Linked DNA regions of Mus musculus: region 2 is linked to region 1. Evidence: chromatin loops called from intact Hi-C (ENCODE). Cell type or tissue: heart. All regions are shown on one strand. Links, peaks and the distances in the headings refer to the core of each region. The heading gives the core; the rest is flanking DNA. Region 1 has its middle 14 kb from the start of Spink4. Region 2 overlaps B4galt1 (UDP-Gal:betaGlcNAc beta 1,4- galactosyltransferase, polypeptide 1).

Region 1 (9,178 bases), core at 1,740-6,739:
TGCTCAGGTTCTCACTTGGTCGTTGTAGGCTCTTCATGGAGCCTGAGAGCCTGAATTTCTAACAAGTTCCTGATACTGAAATGGTACCAGGGTTCCAGCTATGAAGTCTCTGTTTCAGGAAAGGTTATAAGAGCCCCTGGTGTAGGAATTAGTCACTCTGTCCCATTATTTCTCAAGCACCTGTCTCCATCTTTATTGTCTATTGTCATAGTCCTGGACGCAGCTGGGCTCACCTGAATCTGCCTGTGTCTCCCTGGTACGATTGCGCCCCTGGGATAAGGACTCTTTATAGCTCTAATCCCTACCATGGTAGATGCTCAACAGCTCGTTGAATAAATAAACAGATAACTCTTGAAGGTAATTCACAATAGCCATAGATGGTTAATAGTTAAGGCAATATCTCAGTTAGGGTTTTATTGCTGTGAAGAGACACCATGACCCATGGCAACTCTTATAAAGGAAAACATTTAATTGGGGTTGGGTTACAGTTTCAGAGGTTCAGTTTATTATCATCGTGGCAGGAAATATGGCAGTGTGCAGGCAGACATGATGCTGGAGAAGCAGAGAGTTCTGCATCTTGATCTGAAGACTGTAGCTGTCATTGATTAATGGTTCTTAAATTGCCCAGCGCTGACAGTGCGAGTTCCTCACTACTGCCCCAATGTTGTGGATTCTTGAAAGAGGGAGGGAGGGAGAGAGAGAGAGAGAGAGAGAGAGAGAGAGAGAGAGAGAGATTTTTAATATGCCCTAAGCAGCTCAATGGGGGGGGGCACTCTTAAACCTCCATGTAGCTAGCACACTCTCCCCTCTGATATTCCTGAAAAATTATTTACTAAAACCTATATTCCATCCTGGCTGCCCAGGCCCTCTGAGCAATGCCCAACTCTTACGTGTTGGCTGTCTCTCTGTCCTGCACTTCCCAGGCTTGCTGTTTCTGTTCCCCCAGTATGGCAATACTGCCTCTTTCTCAGTACCCTTGCCCAAGAATCCTAAAGTCCCACCTCGGTCTCTCTGCCCAACCATTGGCTGCCGCAACTTTATTTGCCAGTCAGGACCAGCTGGGGGCAGGGACCCTCAGCATCTCACATGTGAATTCTCATGCAATTTTGAGAACCCATAATGCAAGCATTAAACCAAACCCACAACAGAAGGCAGCAGAGGAGACTGTCTCACTGGGCATGCTCAACCACATGTAAGACTTCTAGGCCCTGCCTCAACAAGGTCACACCAACTCCAACAAGGCCACATCCCCTAATAGTGCCACTCCCTATGGGCCTATGGGGGCCAATTACACTCCAACTACCACAGGCAACATTTCCTAGACTAGAAATTTAAGCATTGATTTTGAAGATTAATAGATATTGATAGATATTAATAGGGGAAGGAGGAAAGATTTTATAATCACTTAAACTGAGAAATACTGGATAGGAAATGAATACCCAAGGAACTCCTGATGAACTACTGATAGTGGCCAGTGTCTAAGAGAGAGATCGGATGCATAGCACGAGCCTGCTCCTGGACCACAAAGTGTATCTCTGGAGAAACACCTGGTGAGATGCGTGTGCTGAGGGAGGTGCAAGGAACGACTGCAGCCTAGCACTCACAAAGGCCTTGCGGTCTGGTTAAATCAGCAAGCTTCCTCTTCAATGAAGAGACCCTGTCTCAAAAAGACAGTATCGAGGGCCAGAGAGACGGTTCAGCAGTTATGGGCACTTACTCTTTCGAAGGACCTGGGTTTGCTTCCCAGTACCTAGGTTTGGCTCACAACCATCAGTAACTCCAGTTCCTGGGAACCAATGTCCTCTTCTGACCTCCATAGGCACTAAGCCGCCACATGGTGCACATACATATGTGCAGGTAAAAATAAAATACACATAAGATTAACAACTCTTTTTTTGTTTGTTTGTTTTTTGGGTTTTGGGTTTGGTTTGGTTTTTTTATTTTTATTTATTTATTTGGTTTTTTGTTTTGTTTTGTTTTGTTTTGGTGGTTGCTTTGTTTTGTTTTGTTTTGTTGATTTTTCGAGACAGGGTTTCTCTGTGTAGCCCTGGCTGTCCTGGAACTCACTTTGTAGACCAGGTTAGCCTCAAACTCAGAAATCCACCTGCCTCTGCCTCCCGAGTGCTGGGATTAAAGGTGTGGGCCACCACTGCCCAGCAAGATGAACAACTCTTTAAAAATTAATTAAAATTAAAAATTTAAAGGATCAAAAAAAGACCCAAGTACTTCCTGGCCTCGAAGGCTGGGGCAGTGGAAAACACACATGTGCTCACCCGGCCTCAGATCAGGTGGCGGGTAATACACAAGTAGGTGGAGAGCTGGGAAAGACTGAGAAATGGGATGGTGTGTGGACAAAGGCAGAACTGGGGACACGATGGTGGTGACAGGTGAAAGAGGACTGAGGCTGACATACTGTCACTGCCCAGTAGGGTCAGCAAGATGCTGTGCAGCCTGGAGCTTATAAAGAGGCAGACTCAGCCCCTGGCTCATCTTGGGCAACCATGAAGACCCAAGATGAGAAAGTGTTCCCTTTCTGGATTGGGTCTTCTTAAAGGACCACCATGGTTCTTGATGCCACTGGAGGCCATGTTGGTGTCTGTGATCCATTCTGTAGCCCTAGGCCACAGTGACATTTGAGATCCTTGTGCCACTGCCTGATGCCTTGTTGATGCATCCCTGGGTGGGGGTGGGCGGGCATCCTGATGTGAATGGCCTGTGACAATTTATAAAGCTGAGGCCACATTGAGGCCCCTGACCCCTGCAGCCACTGAAGGCCATGAGAGGGTCAGTGGTCCTGATATGGCCAAGGGCTGTATTGATGTCTGTGTCCATGTTACCATGGGAGCCCATGCAGATGTCTGATGCTTGAAGCCATGTTGCAGGAGAGCTGGCCTCAGTGTGAGCTGGCCCTCAGCATAGCTCTCCTGAGTTGATGGCTTCTGGTGCAGACAGAGGCAGAGACAGACTCATCCTCCCTAGGAGGCTGGTCACAAGGAATTGGCCATGCTACAGTGAGTATCTCAACAACACAAAATGGACTGAGTTCCCCCCCCTTCTTTTTTAAGAGGGGGGGTGTCAGGGGATGGTTCGTGGGGGAGGAGGGACATGGGAAGAGTGGGCGGTATGATCAGGGTGCGTGATGTAAGATTATTCCCAAATAGGAGCTGGAGAGATGGCTCAGTGGTTAAGAGCACTGACTGTTCTTCCAGAGGTCCTGAGTTCAGTTCCTGGCAACCACATGGTGACTCACAACTGTACTGAGATCTGATGCCCTCTTCTGGTATGTCTGAAGAGGGAGACAGTGTGTTCACATATATAAAATATTTAAATCTTTTATTAAAAAAACAAATAATAAAAAATAATATTTTACAAAAGAATAAAAAAATAGAAGAAGCCATCCAATGTTGACTTCTGGCCTCCATGTGCACTCACACACACACACAAACACATACATAGGATCTCCCCCACCCCCCACCCCCCAACACACACACAAGTACATGGAAACAAAACAAAACTTTAGGACATTGCTTGAATTCAGCTGTGATTAGTACCAAAAGAAATTTGGAGGCAATTTATTAAGAAACAAAGAGGGAGGATAATGTGTGTGAATGAAAACATATGCGTCAGAGGCCTCTCACTCCTGCCTATGTAATTAGAAAAATTGTCTCATGGGTCCAGTAACAGACATCCACAAGGGTATTTGTCACTAAGGTATTTGGAAGTGTTTGTAGATCTGGATGCAGTAGTGCATCTGAAAGGAAGGGAATGAGGAGAGTATGTGATATGTGTTCTGTTTTCCTTGTGATTATTTTTTCTAAATAAGGCCATGCTGGCCTTGAACTCATAATCCTTCTGCCTCAGCCGCCAGAATGATGGGATTAAAGGTACGCGCCACCATCTGTGCCAACTGTCCACTCTTTGACCACAGCAAGGGTCAATGGTGTAGGTGTACCTCCAACAAACGTGGATTCTTCGAGCTTGGTAGCAAATGGAGGAGAAAGCTAAGACACAGAAGGAGACCTCCAGCACAGTGCCTCCTGCTTCAAGAAAACCACTCACCCCTTTACTAGCAGCCCTTAGGGAACAGAGGCAAAGGCAGAGGCTGGTGGTTCGCTGTGAGTTCAAAGCCAACCTGGTCTATATAGTGAGTTACAGGCCAGATGGGGCTATACAGTAAAACTGTAAGAAGAGAAAAGAAGAGAAGAGAAGAGAGAAAAGAAAGAAAAGAAGAGAAAAGAAAAGAAAAGGAAAGGAAAGGAAAGGAAAGGAAAGGAAAGGAAAGGAAAGGAAAGGAAAGGAAGAAAAGAAAAGAAGAGAAGAAAAAAGGAGAAAAGCATTCAGTAGCCAGTTGTGGAGGAGTATGCCTATAATTCCAGCAGTTTGGAAGTGGAGGCAGAGGGATCAGGAGTTCAAGGTCAGCTTCAGCTACATGTTGAGTTCAAGGCAATCTGAATCTACATGTCTCAGAAATAAAATTAAAACAAAACCCACAAAACAAAACCACCTCTCACAATAGAATGATGAAATCATTCAACAGTTAAGCCTTTGTGATTTAGGTGTCATTGCCACCTTGTGGTAGTAACTGCAAACTAAGCCAGAATTCCTATTAAAATTTTTTTTTTACCTTGTTTGGTTGTTTGGTTGAGGTGTGGGCATGCTCCTGCCACTGTAATGTGTGAAGGTCATAGGACTACTTGTGTGAAGGTCATAGGACAATTTGCCTGAGTCGTATTCTCTTTCCACTCTGTATGTTCCAGGGATCAAACTTGGGCCCTCGGGGTTAGCCACAAGCCCCTTCACTTGCTGAGCCATCTCCCCAGCCCCCTTCCTAGCCCTCTTCCAGTCCTCCCAAGCCCCTCCCCAACCCACTTTTTTTTTTTTCTTTTCTTTTCTTTTTTTTTTTTTTTGAGATGGAGCTCACTGTGTATCCCTGGCTGACTTGAAACTTGCATGTAGACCAGGCTGGCCTCAAACCCACAGAGATCCACATACCTCTGTCTCTTAAAGGCTGGAACTAAGGACTTTTTTAAAAGAGCCACTTTGTCAGACTCCCTTTAAAAACAAACAAGCAATAAAAACCAACAAACAAGATTTACATACAGTAAATAGCCCAGATCAAGTGTACATTTTGAGACTGTATCAGGAGGCCAGGTGTGAATTTCATATTTACAGGTCAGTCACAGGCTAAGGCCTTGGAGGCTTGAATTGGCTCACTTCACCGGCAGAGAAATAACCTATCATATATGATAGATATGTAAGGGTCCGAAAATCGCTGAAGGAAGATCCCAGACTCAGATAGTATGCAAAAACAAAGAACGTTTATTCTGCAAAAACACCAGTATTCGGGGGTGGGGGGGTGGGGGTGGGGTGTCAACATTTTTCAAAATGGTGACCCCAGACAAAGACAGGAAGGTCTTCTTATAGAGAACAGAGAAACTTCTACAGTAGTAGGTTCTCATATGGCTTTTCAAAAGCCCTTAGTGATAGTTTTCCCCCTCCACCCTGACTTCCCATCCTCTATCATACTTAATCCTTCTTGTTTTATTTCCTAGTCTTTATCCCTTTATAACACTATACTCTATTTCTGCAACCGTAAAAGAGCTCCTCGTCCCCAAATGGCCAAAGTACAGAGAATAAGAGACTTTGGAAAGCTCAGCCCTAAATGAGATGTTTATATCACAATCCTCCCCTCAAGTCCCAGGGACCTACAGGGGCGGGGGGGGGGGGGATGCAGCGTGGGGGGGGGGGGGTAAGGACCAGAAGTGGTGGAAGACTCCAAGGAAAACAGCATTTTCCAGACACACAGGGCAGATGCTCTTATGAACCCCCAGACTGTGACAAGATCTGTCTAGTTCATGTCAGATAAAATCCCAGCTTGGGGTCTGGAGAGATGGCCCAGAGGTTAAGAGCACTGACTGCTCTTCCAGAGGTCCTGCGTTCAACTCCCAGGAACCACATGGTGGCTCACAACCATCTGTAATGGGATCTGATGCCCTCTTCTGGTGTGTCTGGAGACAGCTACAGTGTACTTACATATAATAAATAAATAAATCTTTAATTTTTTCTTTTTTAATCCCAACAGGGAAGAGGTGGGTGTGAAGCCCCACAGCCAGCTAAAGAGCTATTGATAAGTATTTGGTGGCTGTTAGGAGAGGGAAAGGCTGACAGGAGGTGATGCTTCTGGTGGGGTGGGTCAGAGTAGATCTGGAGGCGCTCGAAGAGGGGTCTCTCTTCATCAACCAGGTCCACACAATCTGGGAGCTAAGATAGCCACCATGAAGAGACACTGTCGATGTGCAGGAAGCTTGGCTACAGCACTTAAATTGCCCCATTAATGCAGTCTAGCAGCAGTTGAGATTCCCCCTTTTGAAAAGGGAAAGCAGCAGGCAAGGCCGCACAGCAAGTAAAGCCAAGGCAGGCTGCCAGATGCTGTGGGAAAGACAGGTTCCTGCCCTTCCCAGCTCCCAGGGGCGCCCCGGGGGAATCCCGGAAGGAAGAACCCGCAGCTGTCGGAAAAGTTAACGAAGAGGTGTTGGTCAGGGTTCCCGGACCTCTCCGGGCAGGTGGAAAGGACAAGGTGAGCCAAGATCACACCCTGCCCCACACCCACCTTTGCAAGCAGGATCTTTGGCAACTTTCAGGCTAGGCAGGAGGCAATCACCGCGCCCAGAAGGGCTGGCAGCTCTTACACCCATCAACTCTCCCGAATAGTAAATATTTAGCGAATGCCATTAGAACAGAAGAAATCTTTTTTTTCACCTGTCTCTGGCTCAACACCCGGGAGCTGCTGAAAGGGCCGCCGGATATAAGTAGCTTTCTTGAGAAGTGGACCAGGTTGAACATTTTAGCTTTTATGACCTTTGGGTCAAGACTTCTGTTAGCATACTGCGAGACAGCGTAATGGTTAATTATTTCACTCTGCTTCCTTGGCAACAATGTGGCACATGCCATCTTGGTTAATAATAAAAGGCCAGTTCCCTGGCTACATTGATCTGCCGGAGAGATAAGCATGTGCATTGTACAACCCAATCTCGGCCTTCACTTGGGTTTGGGGTTTTTGCTGCTTGCTTGCTTGCTTGCTTGCTTGCTTGCTTGCTTGCTTGCGTTGATATTTCTTGGTTTGGTTTGGGCTTTTTGAGACAGGGTCCCTCTGTGTGTCTTGCCTCTCCTGGAACTCTCTTTGTAGGCCTATCTGTGCCACAGTGGTGTGGATTAAGCCTGTCTACAGCAGGTGAGCATGATTACAGACCCTGAGTGATGGTCCCTTACTGTCCCCTCTCCTGCACAGGCATGAGTATGCGTGTACTCCCCCATATACAGGCAGGTACACCCACACACTCATGCACACAGGTAAATAACAAAGATTTTAAATGAATTATTTATTTATCCATTTATTTATCTAGACAGGTGCTTACTGTGTAGCCCTGGCTGACCTAGAGCTATGTAGACCAGGCTAGCCTTAATGTTACAGAAATTTACCTGCTTCTGCCCCTGCCTCTGGACCACTGGGACTAAAGGTGTAAACCACCATGTCCAGCCTTTTATTTTTTAATTTTATTTTTTATTTATTTTCTTGGGCTGGAGAAATGGCTGGTGGTTAAGAGCACTGACTGCTCTTCCAAAGGTCCTGAGTTCAAATTCCAGCAACCACATGGTGGCTCACAACCACCCGTAATGAGATCTGACGCCCTCTTCTGGTGTGTTTGAAGACAGTTACAGTGTACTTATGTACAATAATAAATAAATATTTAAAAATTATTTTTAGGGCTGGTGAGATGGCTCAGTGGGTTAGAGCACCCGACTGCTCTTCCGAAGGTCCAGAGTTCAAATCCCAGCAACCACATGGTGGCTCACAACCATCCGTAACAAGATCTGACTCCCTCTTCTGGAGTGTCTGAAGACAGCTACAGTGTACTTACATATAATAAATAAATAAATCTTTAAAAAAAAAAAATAAAAATTATTTTTAAAAAGATTAATTTTCTTTATGCATATGAGTGTTTTGCCTACATGTATGTCTATTAACGACATGTGTGCCTGGTGCCCATGGAAACCAGGAAAGGGTGCCAGATCTCCTGAAACTGGAGAGGAAATGGAACTCCCAAAGCTGGAGTTACAGGCAGTTGGAAGTCACTGAACATGGGTCCTGGAAATTAAACTTGGGTTCGGATCCAGAGCAGTATACACTTAACTGCTGAGCCATCCCTCCAACACCTAGTACATCTCTTATTTTGTCTTTTTTTTTTTTTTCTAGAGCTGAGGACCAAACCCAGGGCCTTGCGCTTGCTAGGCAAGCACTCTACCACCGAGCTAAATCCCCAACCCCCTAGTACATCTTTTCAATGGGGTAGATGTTGCTGTGTACCAACTCAAAGCTCTTGGGTACCAGCTCTGGGCCTGGGTGGTAACTGAGTTGGTCAGCCTGCCAGCTCTCCTGTACCACACCACCATGGCCAGCTCTCCAGCACTGCCCTAGCTAGCTCACCCAATGCTAAAGCCAGCAAGGGGCAGAGCCAGATCACCTGTGCACATGCCACCAGCCACCAGGGCCAGGTCTGCTGTGCATACATACAAGCAGAAGGCCACCTACCAACCCATGGTGAGGGTAGGCAGAAGACACTTGGAGGTGATGTGGTGAAGAGATGGGAGAGAAAGAGCCGTGGACTGGTTTGAGTACTATGAAGAGAAGCGGAACTAGAGATGTGAGGGTGGAGAGGAACAACCGATGTGAGTAGCCTGCTCTGCCACCTGAGGCCATGGTAAAGTCCCAGCCCATGCTGCTACTGAGAGCTGTGTCTGGGTCCATGGCCATGAAACGGCAGGGGTATGTGCCATCGTCCAAGGCCTTCACTGAGCTGACCCTGCCCCTCACTGCCTGTAGCACTCAGGAGAGTGGCTGTACCATGCCTGGGCAGCACAGTAGAGCTGGCCCTGGAGGCTGGTGAAACATGCGCAGGTGAGCTAACCCCTCCGCTCTAGCATTGGGTGAGGTAGCCAGGGCAGTGCTGGAGAGCTGGCCCTAGTGGTGTGGTACAGGAGAACTGGTGGACTGACCAACTTGGTTACCACCCAGGCCCAGAGCCAGAGCTTTGAGTTGGTACACCGCAACATCTACCCCAACTATGAACTGCTGGAGTGCACGAAGAGGCAGATCCTGCAGAACCAAAACTTCAGGATC
Region 2 (5,000 bases), core at 1-5,000, 85 kb before region 1:
GAAGAGAAGGTAGGTGAAAAGTAAGAAGCCACTCATGAATAGGAAGGCGCTCCTCCTTCAGTTTGCTTTGCTACAAACAGGACTGACAAGTAGAGGCAAAAGTCCCCACTAGAAGGGAAAAGAAGGCACACGCAGAAGATATGGGCAAAGGGACCGGCAAGCCTCAGGCTGCGGCAGGACTCACTGGACCACTCTTCCAATAAAGCCAAGTCCAAATACACTGTCACTCCCTTTTTTGTGTAAATGTCTGGAGGTTATTCATTAGCGCTTGAGTACCAGTAAGTGCTACGACACTCCCCAGGAGAAACCACAGATGTGGTCAGACAGGGAGACAGCAGGGCAGAGGGTGGCACTCAGACTGGACTGGCAGACACTTCCACCACTCCCACTCCACCCCCGTATCAGTCATGCCCCAAGGCAAGGGAAGGTCAACCGCTGAGCCCTCTCCCTCCTAAAGTTCCATCCCCCTACACATCCATTGACAGCTGGAAGAGGAAATAGAAGACAGGTGACATAAAGATAATCAAGACAGAAGTCAAGTCCTAAGGGCCAAGAAGCAGCCACCTTCACGGCTCTGCTTTGCCATAACTGATCCTGACCTCCTGGAGGAACTGCTATCTTAGAGCCTAAAATGGTCCTCGGAGGAGGGGCTGGAGACGGCTCAGTGGTGGGGAACACATGTTGCATTTGTAGAGCATCTCTCTGAGTTTGGTTCCCAGTACTCACATTAGGAGGCCAACAATTGCCCATCATAACTCAAGCTCCAGTGGATGCCCTCTTCTAGCCTCTACTGGCACCTACATTCATGTATACACAAGTGTACACACACACACACACACACACACACACACACACACACACACACGTTTTTCAAAAAGTATCTTCAAAACAAAAACAGAACAAAGTCACAGCCAAACAAAGCACCATCTGACCTCCTAGCACAGGCTGGCACTCTCTCTTTCCCAAAGCCTGTCCAGCCAGGTCTGCCTGGAGGTATCACGAGTCACAAAGGCTCCTGGGGGCTTGGCAGCTATTACTAACAAGCTGCTGCCTCTCTCACATGAGCTAACAAGCCTCATGGTACACCAAGTACACATCATGGCGATCAGGACATTCTATCATCACCTAATCCCAGTCCGCCAGTGACCATGATCTGATTGCCTACGCAGCCTACAAAGCAGCCCTCACTAGAGGTCTATGCAAGTCAAAATACAAAGGAACACGAGAGACTGTGCTTTGGGTTTGGGGCTTGCTAGCCCAGGCTAGCCCCGAGCACACTATGTAGTGAGGCTAGTCTCAAACTTGCAATCTTCCTCTTTTTGGACTACAATTAGCGGGTTGAATCACCTATCATGTCTTGACTCAAAAGAGTTTTATGATTATGAGCCAACATGGGGCTAAAGCATATTATATCTTCCCCAAAAAGGAAGACTGCCCTAAGGTTTTATCACAGGCAGCCTATACCCTAGTCAGCAACGCACAGGAACGTCAGGTGAAGGGCCCTGGGGAGGGACTGTGCCAGTTTTAAAAGGGTCATAATATGGCCAAGCTAGGAGAGGAGGCTTTGCTTCCAGCAGGAATGGGCCCAACTAGAGAACCGGGGGCAGAGGGGTCCTGAGTATGGGTATCAATAAATGAGCAGGACTCAAAGAAAGAAACCCCATGTTCCAAACCCTGCAGAGTCCATTCTGGACTGCGGAGGAGATCCACGGTCAGACATGTGGAAGTGAGTCTGGCTAGGAACTAAGGATCAAGGGCCAAAATGAGACACAAAAATGGTAATTGTCCCTTGTACCAAGAGAAGGAGGAGAGGTCACCTCTACTTCAGGGGCTTCACAGAGCTCATGAGGTCAAGGCTTAAATCATATCCAGAAAAAGCCACCGGAGAAGGCCTATGCACAGAGTACAAGGGGGAGGTGACAAGTGTCTGGGTGAGAATGACAGGCTGCTTGCCTGTAGCAAGCTGTGTGAAGGGTGACAAGGAGAAGTGGCTGGAAGTAGGTCAGGACTATTCCCCAGGTGGCATCCCACGATAAGGTTTCAGATCACTCAGGTCCTTGCCTATGGCAGGGGGAAGTTGTTGAAGGCTTTAAGGTAAAGACGTGACACGGACAGAGTCAGAAAGATGAGGACCCAAAGGTGACAGAAGCACTGTGACACTGGGAAAGTTGCCTCTCAGCTGCTGACTCGGGGGCAAAGCACTGCAGTGGCTATGACCGACTGTAATTTTTATGATGGATACTTTCTAAAGCTCCTTACCTCTGCTTTTCTTTCTTCCTTTGTCTTTTTCATTTAAGGCTGGTGCTACCAGGTGGCAGCCTGACTATTACCTGGCTTTCCTGACTGAAGTGTGAGTGACAGAACACACTCCCTGTTTGTTATATGACGCCCTGACATTCATTTCCATACCAAGGTCTACCCCAGGGCTGAATTTAGCCTGATACCTAAGTGTCAGAGTAGGACCCATGACACCAAGTAGGATATGCTGAGACTCTAGCAAGACCTGCATACATATGGCAAGAGGAGAGACAGAACCCCAAAGGACACCCTTGCCCCTCTCTGCAACAATGGGGGAGCACCTCCCACACTCCCCTCCAGAACACTCATGCTGAGCTTTAAGTTTCATAGTGGCTGGAGGGGCCTACACTGAACAAGGTTAACAGCAAGTATAAACCATAGAAACCCAGTGGACTTAGGACACAACCTTCCTCCTAAAAAAGTTTATGAGGCATGACCCCTGAGTCTTCTTGAGAGCCTGTCTTCTGACTCACACCGGCTACTCATTATCTTCTGACCCCATAGAGGCCCTAACAGGTGGGAGGCAAGACCCTGATATTGGTGCTTCATTGGGCTAAAGCAGGAGGCTGGAAGAACAATAAGGAATTTACCAGCAAGGTCCCAGGCAGAGGCAACAGGCAAGAAGGACAGGAAAGAAATAACAGCTAGTGTTTATTAAGTAGTCAAGGGCTTCTGTGGCCTGCCCATGATCACAGACTGGGAAGTGGCTCTCCAGGTTATGGGGCTCACTTACAGCCCTGGATACCAGGCTTTGAGAAACATGCCAGGAAGAGGATACATGGCCTCAAGAAGAGCTGTTGTGGCCCAGTGGGAGGACATTATTGAACTTAGGAATCTTACCTGGGGCTTAGTTGCAACCCAGCGTTATTCATGTGACCAGTTCTTCTCTCTACTTGTCCCTGACTCAGAGCAGAATTTTTTTTATCCCTGCCCTCTGGGGTCTAGGCAAGCTCTAGAGAACAGTGACAGGGTAGTACACTGTTTCTCCTCTTTGCTTCAAGGCTGACACTCAAAGCTAAGGACCCGTGGATGCTAGGCAAGCATTCTACCACTGAGTGACACCCCCAGCTCCTAAAAAAGAGTCCTTTTCTGATACTAAGGTACAAGTGGGGGAGAAAGAGAACGGGGAGTTCCTATCTCAGGGAAAGTAAGGAGGAAGCAGACGGCGGGTAATTTAGGGTTGTTTTCTCCAAAACGTGACTCACAGGACACTCATCACTGGAGATGATTCTTGGAAAATAGCTGTCTAGACTAGCTAAGGAAACACTTCCGGAGGTCACAAGGTGTCAGTACATGGAAGATTCTAGAACAGTGAGATCTGCCTTCCTCACACATTTAGGAACTCCTGTACTAGATATATCGGGGCACAGCCTTCTCTCCTTCCTCTGAGCTTCAAAAGCATTAAACAGTCACCATCCATCCAATCACACCATTTTGTTTGTTTTTTGAGACAGGGTTTCACTGTGTAGTACCGGCTGTCCTGGAACTCGATCTGTAGACCAGGCTGGCCTCAAATTCTCTGCACTTGCCTCTGCCTCCAGAGTCCTGGGATTAAAGGCATGCACCAAGAACTTAAAAATATTAAAGAAATTAAGTAAAAAACGAAAAACATTACTTTTCTTCAGTATGCTTAATGAGCACAACTGTTTTCCCCATGAATATAACTTTGGTTTTTCAAGTTTGTCCCCAATACTGAAATTCATGTATATTCTGTAATCTAGGTGTGTTGATGAGTCTGACTTACCTGCCTAGGTGCCAAGTTTCATTAAAATGTGTTTTTGGAAAGACTGCCCCTTTACTTCAACATACATTTTGAGCCCCCCCTTTTTTTTTGCTTCTATCAAAGTCAGGGGGCTTTATGTTGCATTAGGGAAGCTAGGATATCTGAGGGCTGCCTCAGTTGCTACAGGGATGTTTAAAGAAGTGTAAGATGCCGCCACCTTGAAGCTTCCAGCCCACACTAGGTAGATGAAGACTTTGCTACAAAGCAGTTTGTTTACAATTTAAAATAGCCTGTGAGCCAGGTGGCAGAGGTGCACACCTTTAATCCCAGCACTCAGGAGGCAGAGGCAGGTGCAGAGCTCGGTGAGACTGAGCCAGCCCAGTCTACAAAGTGAGCTCCAGGACAGCCAGGGCTACACAGTGAGACCCTGCCTCAAAAGAACCTTTAAAACGCTTTAGATCTATTTGAATCTGGGTTGTGGTGATAGAGGCTGGCTAAGTTTTCAGCTTGTATCCTAAGCAGATGAGAGCCTGACACACACAATCTGAGGTACAGCAGGAAACTCAGCCTAGTCCATATCACTCTCTGAGGCTCTAGAATAGGACTCCCCCAGACTTCTCACCCATGGCTGGCTGTAGAGACATACATGGTCTCTTATGGATGGTCCCTGAAGAATGATACTGACCACCCAGCTGGATAAATTTCAAAGTTGCCAAAAAAAATCTGAAACAAAAATGGATTGTTTTGGAATTATTATTATTATTATTATTATTAGTAGTAGTAGTAGTAGTAGTAGCAGCAGAAGAGGAGGAGGAGTAGGAAGAAAGCTAGAGTAGCCTAAAAATGGTAAATAATCAGTGTTTTACTTTGCGATCATTGGAGATATCTTTTTCTTTCATTTTTGCTGGAAGTTTACTTTTAAAAGGCCAAGCACACCGTATCTATTTCTCTTGGCTAACAGAGCTATATCAACAAGCGA

The links. Hi-C counts contacts between places; a loop is a spot of excess contacts. Peaks named below come from ENCODE experiments on the same cell type or tissue, not always from the same donor. Only the 100,000 strongest peaks of a DNase experiment are listed, where the experiment ranks them.
Region 2: it touches region 1 in a loop (2.1-fold over the local background); 2 of 42 quality-filtered maps call a loop at or near these places.

Annotation. Positions count from the first base shown.
Region 1 is chr4:40,901,926-40,911,103 of GRCm38, forward strand. No RefSeq gene overlaps it. Among named protein-coding and RNA genes, the nearest start is that of Spink4, 14 kb to the right of the region's middle. In heart, for the core only: CTCF peaks have their summits at 3,281 (motif pointing left), 4,569 (motif pointing left) and 6,046 (motif pointing left); no DNase peak of the experiment used is centred there; H3K4me3 peaks cover 283 bases; H3K27ac peaks cover 546 bases.
Region 2 is chr4:40,818,275-40,823,274 of GRCm38, forward strand. The region is part of intron 2 of B4galt1 (UDP-Gal:betaGlcNAc beta 1,4- galactosyltransferase, polypeptide 1); the gene reads right to left. Among named protein-coding and RNA genes, the nearest start is that of Mir5123, 29 kb to the right of the region's middle. In heart, for the core only: no CTCF peak of the experiment used is centred there; DNase peaks (open chromatin) are centred at 1,077 and 1,987; H3K27ac peaks cover 2,448 bases.